4 separate regions of the Homo sapiens genome follow, and regions 2, 3 and 4 are each linked to region 1. A link is a contact called in ENCODE Hi-C or POLR2A ChIA-PET data. All regions are on one chromosome and are shown on one strand. The core of a region is the stretch at or near the end of the contact, and the rest is flanking DNA. Distances in the headings are between cores, read along the strand shown. Region 1 holds the start of CCDC150 (coiled-coil domain containing 150). Region 2 holds the start of COQ10B (coenzyme Q10B). Region 3 holds the start of SF3B1 (splicing factor 3b subunit 1). Region 4 has its middle 33 kb from the start of DNAH7.

The links. Hi-C counts contacts between places; a loop is a spot of excess contacts on that map. ChIA-PET counts read pairs that join two places held with the same protein, here RNA polymerase II (POLR2A). Pooled maps may share reads with other maps.
Region 2: a loop to region 1 is called in a map of CD8-positive, alpha-beta T cell, with 9 times the contacts of the local background. The contact joins the promoter of COQ10B here to the promoter of CCDC150 in region 1. A Hi-C loop is called at or near these places in 4 of 168 maps with a recorded cell type or tissue (CD8-positive, alpha-beta T cell, ascending aorta and naive thymus-derived CD4-positive, alpha-beta T cell), 3 of 37 single-sample maps with no recorded cell type and 13 of 50 pooled maps. POLR2A ChIA-PET finds 5 or more read pairs at or near these places in 1 of 52 experiments (PC-3).
Region 3: a map of B cell shows a loop between it and region 1 (11-fold over the local background). The contact joins the promoter of SF3B1 here to the promoter of CCDC150 in region 1. A Hi-C loop is called at or near these places in 5 of 168 maps with a recorded cell type or tissue (B cell, CD4-positive, alpha-beta memory T cell, CD8-positive, alpha-beta T cell and 1 more), 1 of 37 single-sample maps with no recorded cell type and 15 of 50 pooled maps.
Region 4: a pooled map shows a loop between it and region 1 (3-fold over the local background). The contact joins the enhancer-like site here to the promoter of CCDC150 in region 1. A Hi-C loop is called at or near these places in 2 of 37 single-sample maps with no recorded cell type and 4 of 50 pooled maps.

What each region holds. Positions count from the first base shown.
Region 1 is chr2:196,638,253-196,641,313 of GRCh38, forward strand. CCDC150 (coiled-coil domain containing 150) reads left to right here and starts at 1,463. Exons shown (of 28, transcript NM_001080539.2): 1 at 1,463-1,526. The coding sequence starts at 1,515. It overlaps LOC105373823 (a long non-coding RNA gene), which reads right to left and starts at 1,433. Exons shown (of 2, transcript XR_923747.3): 1 at 1,144-1,433; 2 at 176-315. RefSeq lists enhancers at 975-1,194, 1,215-1,264, 1,249-1,786, 1,787-2,324.
Region 2 is chr2:197,451,942-197,455,002 of GRCh38, forward strand. COQ10B (coenzyme Q10B) reads left to right here and starts at 1,611. Exons shown (of 5, transcript NM_025147.5): 1 at 1,611-1,723. The coding sequence starts at 1,620. RefSeq lists enhancers at 1,014-1,063, 1,144-1,213, 1,273-1,889, 1,334-1,813, 1,834-1,883 and 1 more.
Region 3 is chr2:197,433,438-197,436,498 of GRCh38, forward strand. It overlaps SF3B1 (splicing factor 3b subunit 1), which reads right to left and starts at 1,591. Exons shown (of 25, transcript NM_012433.4): 1 at 1,535-1,591. The coding sequence starts at 1,562. RefSeq lists enhancers at 928-1,474, 1,219-2,418, 1,660-1,969, 1,990-2,039.
Region 4 is chr2:196,099,990-196,103,050 of GRCh38, forward strand. No RefSeq gene overlaps it. Among named protein-coding and RNA genes, the nearest start is that of DNAH7, 33 kb to the left of the region's middle. RefSeq lists enhancers at 974-1,063, 1,084-1,233, 1,504-1,603. Within about 2 kb of position 1,407, at least 5 of the 41 ENCODE cell types and tissues checked have a DNase peak (open chromatin) inside an H3K27ac peak, as active enhancers do.

The DNA of each region.
Region 1 (3,061 bases), core at 213-2,712:
GCTGCTTAATATGGAGATTTGAGGAGAAGGTGAAAACTCTCATTACACAAAAACACGTGGATACATGTATCACTCATCTCTTAATTCCACTGATAAACCAGAGGTCATTGCAAGATAAAACATACATAATGAAAATAATTGGCTGTTTGCACTGACGCTTTAAAATACATTTTCATTTCCTATTAAAAGCTTTATTTGGTCCCTTTCTCTGAATAATGTATGCAGTGCTCATTTCTCTTCACCGGATCGGCTCAAAGCTTGATGAATATGGCTGTGGTTTGATGGGCAGTCTCTGCATCTCACATTGAGGCTCCGCTATGAAAAGAATTAGAATAGCAAGATCAATTGTCAGGCTAAGTAAATGAGCTCTCATCTCGGATCTGATTGCTTATATGAGAGGGCTGAAGTGATTCTTGGCTGCACTCTCAGGGAGAAGAGAGAAATGCATTTTAATTGCCCTGGCAGGGATAACAGGTGTTCTGTCCAGCTACCAAAACGCAAAGCCGCGTCTTTGCACTATAGAAGGCTTTCCCTTAAGTGAGAATACATATTCTTAAAGCAAAACAACTCAGAAACGCTGGTGTGGTGATGCACGCCTGTAATCCCAGGACTTTGGGAGGCCGAGGTGGGCGGATGGCTCGAGCCCAAAGAGACCAGCCTGAGCAATATGGTGATGACCCCGCCTCCACGAAAAAATACAAAAATTAGCCAGACGTGGTGGCGCGCGCCTGTGGTCCCAGATACTGGGGAGGCTGAGATGGGAGGATCGCTTGAGCTCGGGAGGTCGAGGCTGCAGTGAGTCGAGATCGCACCACCGTAATCCACCCTTGGCGACAGAGGAAGACCCTATCTCAAAAAAGCAAACCACCAAAAAAACCAGGGACAGCTCAATGCTCTTTTCCGTTTCATAGCTACTTACACTCAGATTTACAAATACCTATTAACTTGTAGACAGGGCAAGAAATAATTTATGCTGAAGAGACGAAAGACCTGAAAACAGATTTCTGTGTTTTACTCTCCATGTGGCCATCATGGACGAGGACGAAGAGGGACTTGATTTTTCCTTTAACGAGAAGAATGTTTAAGCTCTGAATTTTTAACCAATTTTTATGCTCGTTACTCTGCTGTAGGGTATGTATTTACCAAGATTAGCAGAACACCGCGAGTTCACCAGGCGGAGACAAGTCACTGTGAAGTGGGCAGCACAGGACCCCCCGGAGGGCAGGCGCCGGAAACTACATATCCCGGCGTGCCCCGCTCGCGAGCACAGTGGAGCCTGCCGCCATTCGGTTCACGGCGCTACGCATTCCCTGAGCGCCGCCGGATGCCGGCCTGGGTCCCGCCCAGGGCTGAGGGCCCTCCTGGGCCGGGAAAACTACAGTTCCCGACATGCCCTGCCACGGGTGCGCCTGCGTACCGGAGCTACTGCGCCGGGGAGCGGGTTGGTTTAAAATGCTGTGTTAGTTCCACGGAAACCCGCTCGCCTGCTGCAGTACGGAGCCTCAGGCGGACAGATGGACTGTAAGGTGAGGCTGCCGGGCCCCGGGCTGGTGAGGGGTGGTCGGAGGCTCGCGAGGCTTCGGCTCAGATAAGGACAGTCACCACTCCCTGGCGCCCTCTCCCTGTCCTGACGGAGTCCAGTCTCACTCCCTGGACCTCAGGGCCCTGATTTAAGGCGCTTTGGCGTTGGCTGCCGGTGAAAGCCATTTAGGAGCGAAGTTTGCATTGGCCTGGCTCCAGCTGAGGGATGGGAGATAGCCACCGAAGCCTCCAGATAAGCCCAATACCACCTTTATTTATGTGTTAAGTTGGAGTTTAATAGGTTCCTGGGAAGGCTATTTCGGCGTTAATGTTTGATTTTTGCCACCAGTTAATCCTCCCTGGCTTGCTTACCAGAATATAGGTGTCAGGAATTTGCACTTGTTCTTTACGGTTTCCGCAGTACCTGGCGCTCTTGCTAGAACGGAATAGACATTCGTTAAATTCCTGTCGAAGTATTCTCCTGTTTATTTACCACCTATAATTTCCCAGGCACTGTATTAGGCTCTAAAGATAGAAAAATGTCTATTTTTAACCCCACTTTAGAGAAGTTCGTATTAGTCCGTCTTAAATGCCCCCCAACACATGCTTCTAATTTGTTAATCTTGGCGTGCTCAGGACTAGGTCCTTTAATCCTTTGTGTTCTCTGTTATCCCGCCTTATGGTTTTCTTGAGCTCTTCAGAAATTAGTCTCCAGTCCACACCTCACCCCCAAACTTCAGATCCACAAATTCAATAATGTATTTGGTATCTTTCATGTTTTAAATTTGACATTTTAAAAACTACTCTTTATCTTTTCCACAAAACGGATTCTTCCTTAATAAGTTTGCATTGTCTCAGTGATAGCACCATCCAGGCCAAAAACCCTGTAGTAATCTTGGCTTCTTCCTTTCCCTCATATCTCATATCTAATGCATCAGCAAAAGCTATCTTTCAAGTATATCTAACCACTAACCACTTCTTACAGTAGGAATACCGCTGCTGTCACCTTGGTTCTGGCCAGCAGCATCTCTACTTCTGCTTTTGTTCTTCCACCATTTGGAGTGGGAGGGAGTCAAAATGATCCAGTTAAAAGGAAAGTTGGATAGCATTCCTCAGCTATAGACCTCCAGTGACTCTGAGAATCACTGACAGCAAAAGCCAGACTTCTACAATGGCCTTCAAGGCTCTGTGTATTCTGTTTTTTGTTTTTTTGAAACGGAGTCTCGCTCTGTCGCCCAGGCTGGAGTGCAGCAGTCTCAGCTCACTGCAAGCTCCGCCTCCTGGGTTCACACCATTCTCCTGCCTCAGCCATCCGAGTAGCTGAAACTACAGGAGCACGCCACCACGCCCGGCTAATTTTTTTTTTATTTTTATTTTTGTATTTTTAGTGAGACGGGGTTTCGCCGTGTTAGCCAGGATGGTCTCGATCTCCTGACCTCTTGATCTGCCCGCCTCGGCCTTCCAAAGTGCTGGGATTACAGGCGTGAGCCACCGCGCCCAGCCGTATTCTGGTTTTATTATTACCGTCTGACCTCATCTC
Region 2 (3,061 bases), core at 361-2,860, 810 kb after region 1:
ACTTTCCTCCTCTCACTGTGCTCCAAACTCCTTGCTCTTCCTAAAGCATGCCAAGATTGTTCCTGCCTGGGGCCTCTGCACTTGCTGTTCCATACACCTGAAAGTCATTTTCTTTTTCTTTTTTCTTTTTTTTTTTTTTTTTTTTTTTTTGAGACGGAGTCTCGCTGTCGCCCAGGCTGGAGTGCAGTGGCGCAATCTCGGCTCACTGCAGGCTCCGCCCCCTGGGGTTCACGCCATTCTCCTGCCTCAGCCTCCTGAGTAGCTGGGACTACAGGCGCCCGCCACCTCGCCCGGCTAATTTTTTGTATTTTTAGTAGAGACGGGGTTTCACCGTGTTAGCCAGGATGGTCTCGATCTCCTGACCTCGTGATCCGCCCGCCTCGGCCTCCCAAAGTGCTGGGATTACAGGCGTGAGCCACCGCGCCCGGCCCATTTTCTCCCAAGTAATCAGAGTTCACTTCCTCACTTCATTTTAGGCCTTTGTTCAGTGTCATCCTCTTAGAGCCCCTCCTAACCACCCTATATAAAACAGCACCCTACCATATTCCTCCCTCTTCATCTCCTTACCCTGCTGTACTGTTTAGTCTATGGGACATATAACAAGCTGCCATTGCACTATATACTAATTGGTTTCTTTCCCCCACTAGGATATAAGCTCTGTGACAGTGAAGACTTTTGCTCACTTCTCCAGCATCTAGTAGGTGCCACACAAATATCTGACTACATTTAATCAACAATCTCATTTACACCCAAACTATATTAAATAGGTAGTATTGTCATCCTCACTTTACAGTTTGCAGGAAAACTATTGGTGCACAAACCTTAAGTAAAGACCTGAAAACAAACTGAGGGAACAAGAAGTCTGGACTTGATGACTGATCACCAAAACAAGTAAATCAAAGCGAAGTCGTCTGATTAGTATGGAATAAGGGAAACCCAAATCATACGAGAACACCAATTAAAATGTGGGACACGCAGGAAGAAGGCAGACGGAACTGCTGCTGGATAACTGAGTCTTTCCTAATGACAGGACCTTATGTTGCCCTCACAATTACCCCGTGAGATAGGCAAGGCAGGCATTGTATTAGACAATCATTAACAAGCAGGACGCTGACAGCCAGGCTTCGCAGCCAGGAGTGGTGGCCTGTCTGGCTCCGCACTCACGGGTTCGGACAGTTACAGAATTAACACTCAAGCCCTGGGGCTTCCCGCAGCCCCCGGGGGGGTGGGGCTCACTGACTAGCCTCCCGGAAGCGGACCCCAGGAGAACCAGGCAGTTGGTTAATCCAGGAACAGCTCCTGCGCGGGGCGTGGACTGAGCAGTCACTGAGTATTACGCAAATTGCGCGAGCGCACGGGAAAAGCGATTGGTCGGTCAGGAGAGAGAGGTGTGTCCTGGCGGGCCCGCAGCTCCGATTGGCCGACAGGCTGACGGGAACGTTTACGGTCAGCGTGTGTCAGCGACGTGCAACCCGGAAGGGAAGAAGGGGCGTGTCAGGCTGCGCAGGCGGCCAGTCCATTGGCTGGAAGAGACCGGAGCCGGGCTCCGGGCCCGACCAGAGGAGGGCGGTGCTGCAGGGCTGGTCCGGGAGGTGACGACCGGCTTCGGAGAGTCTATCATGGCAGCTCGGACTGGTCATACGGCCTTGAGAAGGGTAGTCTCGGGATGCCGTCCGAAGTCGGCGACAGCGGCCGGGGCGCAGGCGCCCGTGCGGAATGGCAGGTAATCAACAGCGGGGGCGCTGAGACGAGAGTAGTTTTCGATTTTGGCTGCCGAGTTGGGGGACCGGAAGGATTTGGGGGTGAGGCAGAGCCGGACTCGGTGCATTTCCGTGTCTTTAGAGGAGAAGGCTTTTTTTTGCGTTTGGCATCTGAGGGACTCAAGAGCGGCGCGCATCACCTTGGGCCCAAGGCTGTGTTCGTGGCTCGTTTGCCTCGTGAGAGGCGGTGAATCATCGGCGAAGCGACTTTGGAAGCAATTTGGCCATTGGTGCCTTTGGGCTCTTCCGGTCTCCTCCCCTATGGCTTGTTGCTACTGCTGTTGGAAAGTTTTAACTTTGCGCAGAAGGGTTGCCGGCTGCTGGCTGTATGGGAGTTTGTGTTTGGCGGTGAGCCCCCTTCTCCGGTTCCTTCTACCTGCCAGATGGTCAGATGCGTTTTCCCAATTTCTGAAAGAGTGCTTTGCCCTCGCCATTTAGTGTTTACAAAACTAAATACAGCCAGCATAAGGGACTTGGATTTTTTCACTCTGCTGTAACTTACAGGTCCTGTAACCTTGAAGCATAGTCAGCTTTCGATTTTCCTGGTTGGTTCATTTTTTGGTAGGTGGGGGTGGAGATGGAGGTCGGGACACGGATACCATACTTGTACGACTTAGTTTCCTTTTACTAATAACATTGTAATATTCTTGAAAATTAAAGTTAGTGTGTTTAAAATGAATTCAGGTGTACAAAATACGAGGTGGGGAGAGAAAACACAAATCTAGTTGAGCCCCAGGACATTTAGATTAAATGAAGATCCGACCCTACTGGAAACAAGGAAATAATTTTTTTAAAAAAAGATTCAATGAAGAATTTTTAAAAACACCAACAACCTTACCAAATCCAAATCCCTTTAGACAAATGTTGGATGAGACAAACAAAATCATAAAATTACTCCTGCTTTAGGAAATAACCTCAAAAAGTAGTTTCAAGCAGAATAACGCCATCATACTTGAGATCTGTTTGTATTACTCTTATAAAATGTTGTCTTGCAAATAACACTTACTTTTGAGAAAAATACAGTTGCTTTAATGATCAAATTGAGGCTTCAGTTCCAAGATAAATACTGTTTATGATAATGAGGGCGGCAGTTTGCGTTCATTTCCAATGTTAAGCATCAGATTCTGACCTTTATTATACTTAAGTATATGAGAGAGTGGTACTGGAAGACGAGTGACAAAAAAGCTGTTCTCCATGTGGTCCAGTTGTCCAGTATTCATTTCATGGTTTAACTGTATATATGAATGTGTGTATCTTCATATCGTAGTTTAAGACATAGTATTCCTGGCAGTGCATGAAAA
Region 3 (3,061 bases), core at 341-2,840, 800 kb after region 1:
CAATATCCCCAAATGAATAACATCCTGAATGAACAAAAACAGCACAACTTTATATTTTCTACTTACTTTGCAAAAGGTTATATTTGAGATAGTCTAAAGACAAAATAATAAAGCCTAGGAATACTAAGAGAGCATTTAAATCCTAAATACCTAAAATGGTATACTAATATTAAAGTCATTGACAATTCATTAGCATGTTTGATAAATAGCAGAAAGCTGGACTTCAGGTCCTCTGGGTGACCCAACTATTCAAAGCCATTCACATTCTGGTCCTAATCCAACCTTTCCAGATTCATTTATTTCTTCTCTACTTGCACCCTCTGTTCCTGCTACAGTGGACTACTACTCAAACACACCTTTCACGATTCAATACCTTGTTACAAGATGTTCTCAGGCTCAGATGTCCTTCCCGATTTAAAACTGACTGATCCTTTTAAAACACGGTCATGTAACCTCCTCAGTGAAACAACCCTAAACATAATCATTCCGTTACCCAGGTTCCCAGAACATGCTGCTTTTTCTTCTACTTAAGCATGCATCTGGCCTCATGAGAGAATGAGAACATACACATCTGTTTCTCCTATCAGACTGTAAAATTTTGGATGGCCTCAGTCTCTTACCTCTCACAGACTAATACCGAGCCAAATACCCAGAAAGAACATATGAAACAAAAGTGACTTAGAAGTCTCGTTCTCAGTGAAAATCTCGGATTCCAAGTCAGAAATCAAAGAATGCAGTTCCAACTTCTCATGCCTCGTCTTTTCTGAAAAGTGATCCCATTTTCTGTCATCTCTGGATACTTCCTAATGAACTCCAGTCTATTCCCAACGTTTTCCTAATTTGCACACTCTGTATTCCATAAAACGATCAACTAGCTTGAAAGCTTCGGCCATTAATGAAAGTAATTTATGTTTTCCTCTTCCATCTGCTCCTCCAATAACCAGTCTCCAAAGAAAAAGATCAATATTATACTAAAAGTGACTAAGGGAGGGAAAACAACTACCAGATTTTATCCCCAAATCGTTTCGTGCAAGAAAAATAAACAAGTAACTGACGCTTGAAGACACACAAGGGTAGGAGTAACGGAATCTCGGTTTAACCAAATTCGATTCAGTCTGCCGGAAAAGCGGCTGCCGTATTTCAGTGCTTTTCTGACCCTCTTCTGCACAAACTATGGGGACGACAGTGTCGAGAGGCGAGTGAGACCTTCTCCCCACGCCCGCTTCCCCGATCCCTTGCCCACGAATCCTACTGAGGAAGCCGCTTAAACGAGGCCCTCTGGTCAGAGAAGAGAAGCTACTCTGAAGTAGCAGGTCCCAAACACTGAACAAAGCGCCTGTCGGGGGTGTAAGAGGAGGACGCCATTACGCGGGGCAGTGGCCTGCGCCGCTGGCGCGGAGGAGACGACCCTTGGCCCCGAAACGCGGGCTCAGCTCCTACGAAAGAAACCATAGAAAAAGGCAGAATCCTAGGAAAAAAGGCTTTTATTAGGCTAGCAACGAAGAAAACACGTAAGCAGGGAAAGACCGCTTACCTTCGTGAGTCTTGGCGATCTTCGCCATTTTGTCCACTCGAACACACAGACGGAACTGGCGCTCCCAAGAACTTCCGCTCGTCGCCGCCGCCACGGAGAAAAATAGCTGGGGGCTGCACTCTGCGCGTGCGCCAAACGGGAGCGCGCTCCGTCGGGTGACACGTGACAGAACTGCCACCTAGAGGGAACCGCGAGGTGCATTGTGGGTGGGGGAGGAGACACGGTTGGGCCCTGAAGTCGCCTGCGTGGTGACCCAGGAAATCCCCGAGCCGAGCCGTAAGGTCCTTAAGTGAGTAACTTTGCCCTGGAGGAAAGTGGATTCTACGAAGGGAGTTAAGAACAGACACTGAGTCCCAGCAACTCTGGAGGCTGAGGCGGGAGCATCGCTTGAGCCCAGGAGTTCGAGGCAGCCGTGAGCCGTAATCGTGTCGCGCCACTGTACTCAAGCCTCCAGACCGGGCGACAGAGCAAGACCCCGAGACCCCTCCCATTAAAAAAAAATGAACACTGTACGAAACGCTGCGGTTTCAGAGCTGGAAGAGACCTCAGACATTCAATCCCTTTTCCCAAAATTCACTGGAAGAGCTCGAGGAAAACTTTCCCTTGCAGCTGTCTCAGTCTTTACAGTGCTTAGTTACGAAGACAGTCTTAACAGTCCCATCTTTCGCCCTGTAATTCAAGGTCATTTTTCATTCTTTCTGTTTAATAATTGCAAATAATTTGGGTAGGAATTTCGTTGAGCCTCACAAATCGTTGCTGAGTTGCACAGTGACAATCTTGCCACCCTTTTAAAGCCTTTTACTTTATGGGTTCCTAGAAAACCACTCATCGTCATTATTAACATTCATTAGATGTTTCTCTTAAATCCTAGACGGTATTCCTAAATCAGGAATTTTAATAGATCAGAATACGGCAGTCTGTTTTCCTGGGCATCAATTATAATATAACCTTGTACTGTCACACTGGTCTTTGACTTCGACGATGAAAAAGAAAGAAAGGCTCAGAAAGATGGGTCCCGGAAGCAGCCGAGGAAAACAGGTAGTTATCAAGGTTAGAGCCATCACAAAGAGAGGAGTACCTCGCTATGTGATAAACCTGCAACCCAAATACTAACCATACCATGGGTCAGTATGGTCGTTTGAAGGGAGGGAAATGGTATGGGTGTATTCCTCTTGCAGGAAGACCCCATATCTACTTTGGGTAAAGTGAGGAGCCATTTTCCTGAGGCTAGCGGTAGGTGGGAGATATATGGACAATGGCACTGGACTGAGAGCTTAGATAACCTGTCCCTGGTGACTCCTGACCTGCAGCCTTGCTCCCTCTTTCCCTCTCACCAGACTCCCTCCCTTCTTCAGATCAGGTGACACAAACGATTTTTTTTCTGTTTTTTTGACACACAGTCTTGGTTTGTTGCCCAAGCTGGAGGGCAGTGGTGCGATCACAGCTGACCCTAACTTCGACCTTAAGGTTCAAGAGACTCTCCTGCCTCAGTCTCCAGAGTAGCTAGTACCACCAACATGGGCCACC
Region 4 (3,061 bases), core at 157-2,656, 540 kb before region 1:
TTCCAGTATCAATAACACAGGATAGGACTTCATTTCCCAGGCATATAAGTGACTCACACTAAACTAGACAAATTCGATAACCTCTCACTTTCATTTAGAGAAATGATCATAAAGCTGCCAGTGGGGCACCATGTGATTTTCAAGGCGGGCAGCACAATTGCAAAACAATACTTGCAGGAATCATAGAGGAAGAGAACAATTGTTTCCAGCACCTCCCTTATCTCACTATATGGACAGACAGTGCATAGAGGGACATTCTCAGATGCCACAGCACTTGAGTGTTTTGGTAAAGTCCTGATGGAGACCAGGGAAAGCGGCAAGAGAGTGAGGTGTGCAGCACACAGCACAGTCACTGCTCCACAGCACCAGAGATCTGGAGGCACACGTGGAACCAAATGGGCCAAAAAAAAAAAAAAAAAAAAAAAAGGAATTCATAGTCCTCAGGCCAAGAATTCTCCATTTAACCTCATTCTTGACTCTGCCAACCCACGCGATCATTTATTAGGAGTTAACAGAAACCTTTAGGGAGAGATTTGTTAAGGGTTACAGAATCAGAGCAAGGGAGGAGGAATACGTTTCTAGTGTTCTATACCACTGTAGGACTACTACAGTTAACAATATGTAGTTTCAAATAGCTAGAAGGAAGGATATTGAATGTTCCCAACACAAAGAAATGATAAATGTTTGAGATAATGGATATGCTAATTACCCTGATCTAATCATCATACATTATATGTATCAAAACATCCTTACATACCCCATGAATATGTACAATTATTATGTGTAAATTAAGAAAGAAAGAAATCTCTTGGACTCCATGTAATGTATTTACGCACAGAACACATTCTGGCTCAAACTAGGAGGTGGAGGTCTCCAACTGTACAAAGGGCACTATTGCACTTACTAGGGGTAAGGATTAGAGCTTTCGATCTACACAGGAAAAGTAGAAATGGCAGTCAAGAGCCACAGTGATGCAAGCTGAAGTCAAACCAAGAGGTGTTCCCTGCCACTTGTCTCTTATTTTGAACATGCCAACTAATTGCAGCCCACCCATCCATCCTTCCTTGTGCCAGAGGTGAGGGCTAAGCCATTGCTGCAGAAGTCCTCTTCAGCAGATAGCTGTTTATCTGGTCCTTGATTAATGGTAAGGGGGCTGCTCCTAGCTTTGTTTGGATGTTCAGACAGCAAGAGAGGACACTTGGTTTCAATATGTATATCTATTTGATTCAACCTCCAGCTAAACAATCCTGTTTTCCCTAAGAAATGAACATGGAAATGGTCAAATGTCCACAGGAACATTGGTACAGGAGGAGTATGTTCAATAATCACAAGATATGAGTCAGATGTTCAGAGTGTGATTTTGATATGAACCTTTATTGTGGGAGAGGGAGGGAGGGTTGAGCTATCTGAGAATCAGTTCTGGCTCAGTCCCTTGAGCCTGCTTGGGTGCGAAGGTTTCAGTTCTGTGTCAGTGACTCAGCTCTACTCTGTTCAGGGAAGATAAATTAGGTGCCACGTGCTTTACTCTTAGTGAAATAGGTTATTTTGGGGGAAATATGTGGAAAGTTACTTTTTAAGAAATTCCAGTGAATATGAAGGGCTCCTATCTGAAAAGATGCACATTTGGCTTGTTGTGAGAATTTTTTCCTTCCTTATGAAAAACATCTTGTCTTCAAATTTGTCTGGAACTGTTTACTACATTGCCCTTTTGAGTTGCACCAATAAGAAGGGAGTCAAACACCATTTCCAATAATACTCTGCTCAGTCATAGTGACAGTATGCCCCTGCCTCCCACGCTGCCACACCAGTCCCAGCCGAGGAGCACCTGTGAAGTCTGTTCTGCATCACAGCAGTAAGCAGTCACAGGGCCTATTAGTTATGCACAGCAGGAGAGACCTTGGGGTCAGTGTTAGAGTTATGTTTTTCATACGCATGCAAGACAGCTTACATTCTGCACTCTGGTGGCGTGCAGATGTCCTGGAGAGTAAGGCTCCTTTGGTTCCCTCACTTTTCCTTTTGCTAATAGACCCCAGGCTTTGTTCAGGGATCAGGCAACAATATGCTCATGGTAGTTAGGCTCAGTCTCAGAGAGGAGTCATGGATCATCCATTCCCCTTTGCCTGTGAATGGCGTAGGGATCATGCCAAAAAAAGAAACACTGCTTAGGGGTTTGGAAAAAGTATTTTCTTCCTAGTAAAAGAAATCTTGGTATGACTGAGCTGCTAAATCAATCCACCCTGCAACCCTAATTTTGGACTTCTTGTTTGGAGAGATAATAAATTCTTTATTGTTTAAACCCCATTGGATATAGTGAAAATTTCACCAAAAAGCATCCTAACTGGTCCTCACGGGTAGGAACCTGAATTTATTTCAACTTCTGGAAGACTGTTATGAGCCACAGACTGTCAACTCCTATACAAGCTGAGAAAATAAGCATTCATGGTAAACTGGGGTTATTGAGGAAATTGCAGTTGAATTTGCTCACCTGTAAAATGGGAATATCAGTAGTAACAATTTCAAAGTCTCATCCTGATGATTAATTTAACCCAGGCAAAGCTCTTAAAGCAGTGCCTGGCACATAGAAAAGACACAATTTAATTATCAAGTGTTGTTATAGAGATGAGGAGGCAAGAAGGATTGATCACTTGGGGCTAAATTAGGGATACCAACTAGGAACAAAGATACTCACTTGCAAAGAGAAAGATGATGGCAGACACTCTGGCATGGCTGGCTAGTAGTAAAGTAATATAGAGGAGATCATAATTACAGTTTACCAAGCCCTCTTCATCATGTTCATTCCCTTTGCATGAACACAATTTCCTCAATACCTACAGTTTACCATTAATGCTTATTTTTTCAACGTATATAGGAGTTGATAGTTTGTGGCTTATAATACTCTTCCAGAAATCGAAAGTAAATTCAGGTTCCTACCCCTGAAGACCAGTTAGGATGATTTTTGGTGCAATTTTCACTATATCAAATGGAGTTTAAACAATAAGGAATTTATCATCTCTCTATACAAGAAGTCCAAAATTAGGGTTGCAGGGTGGATTGATTTAGC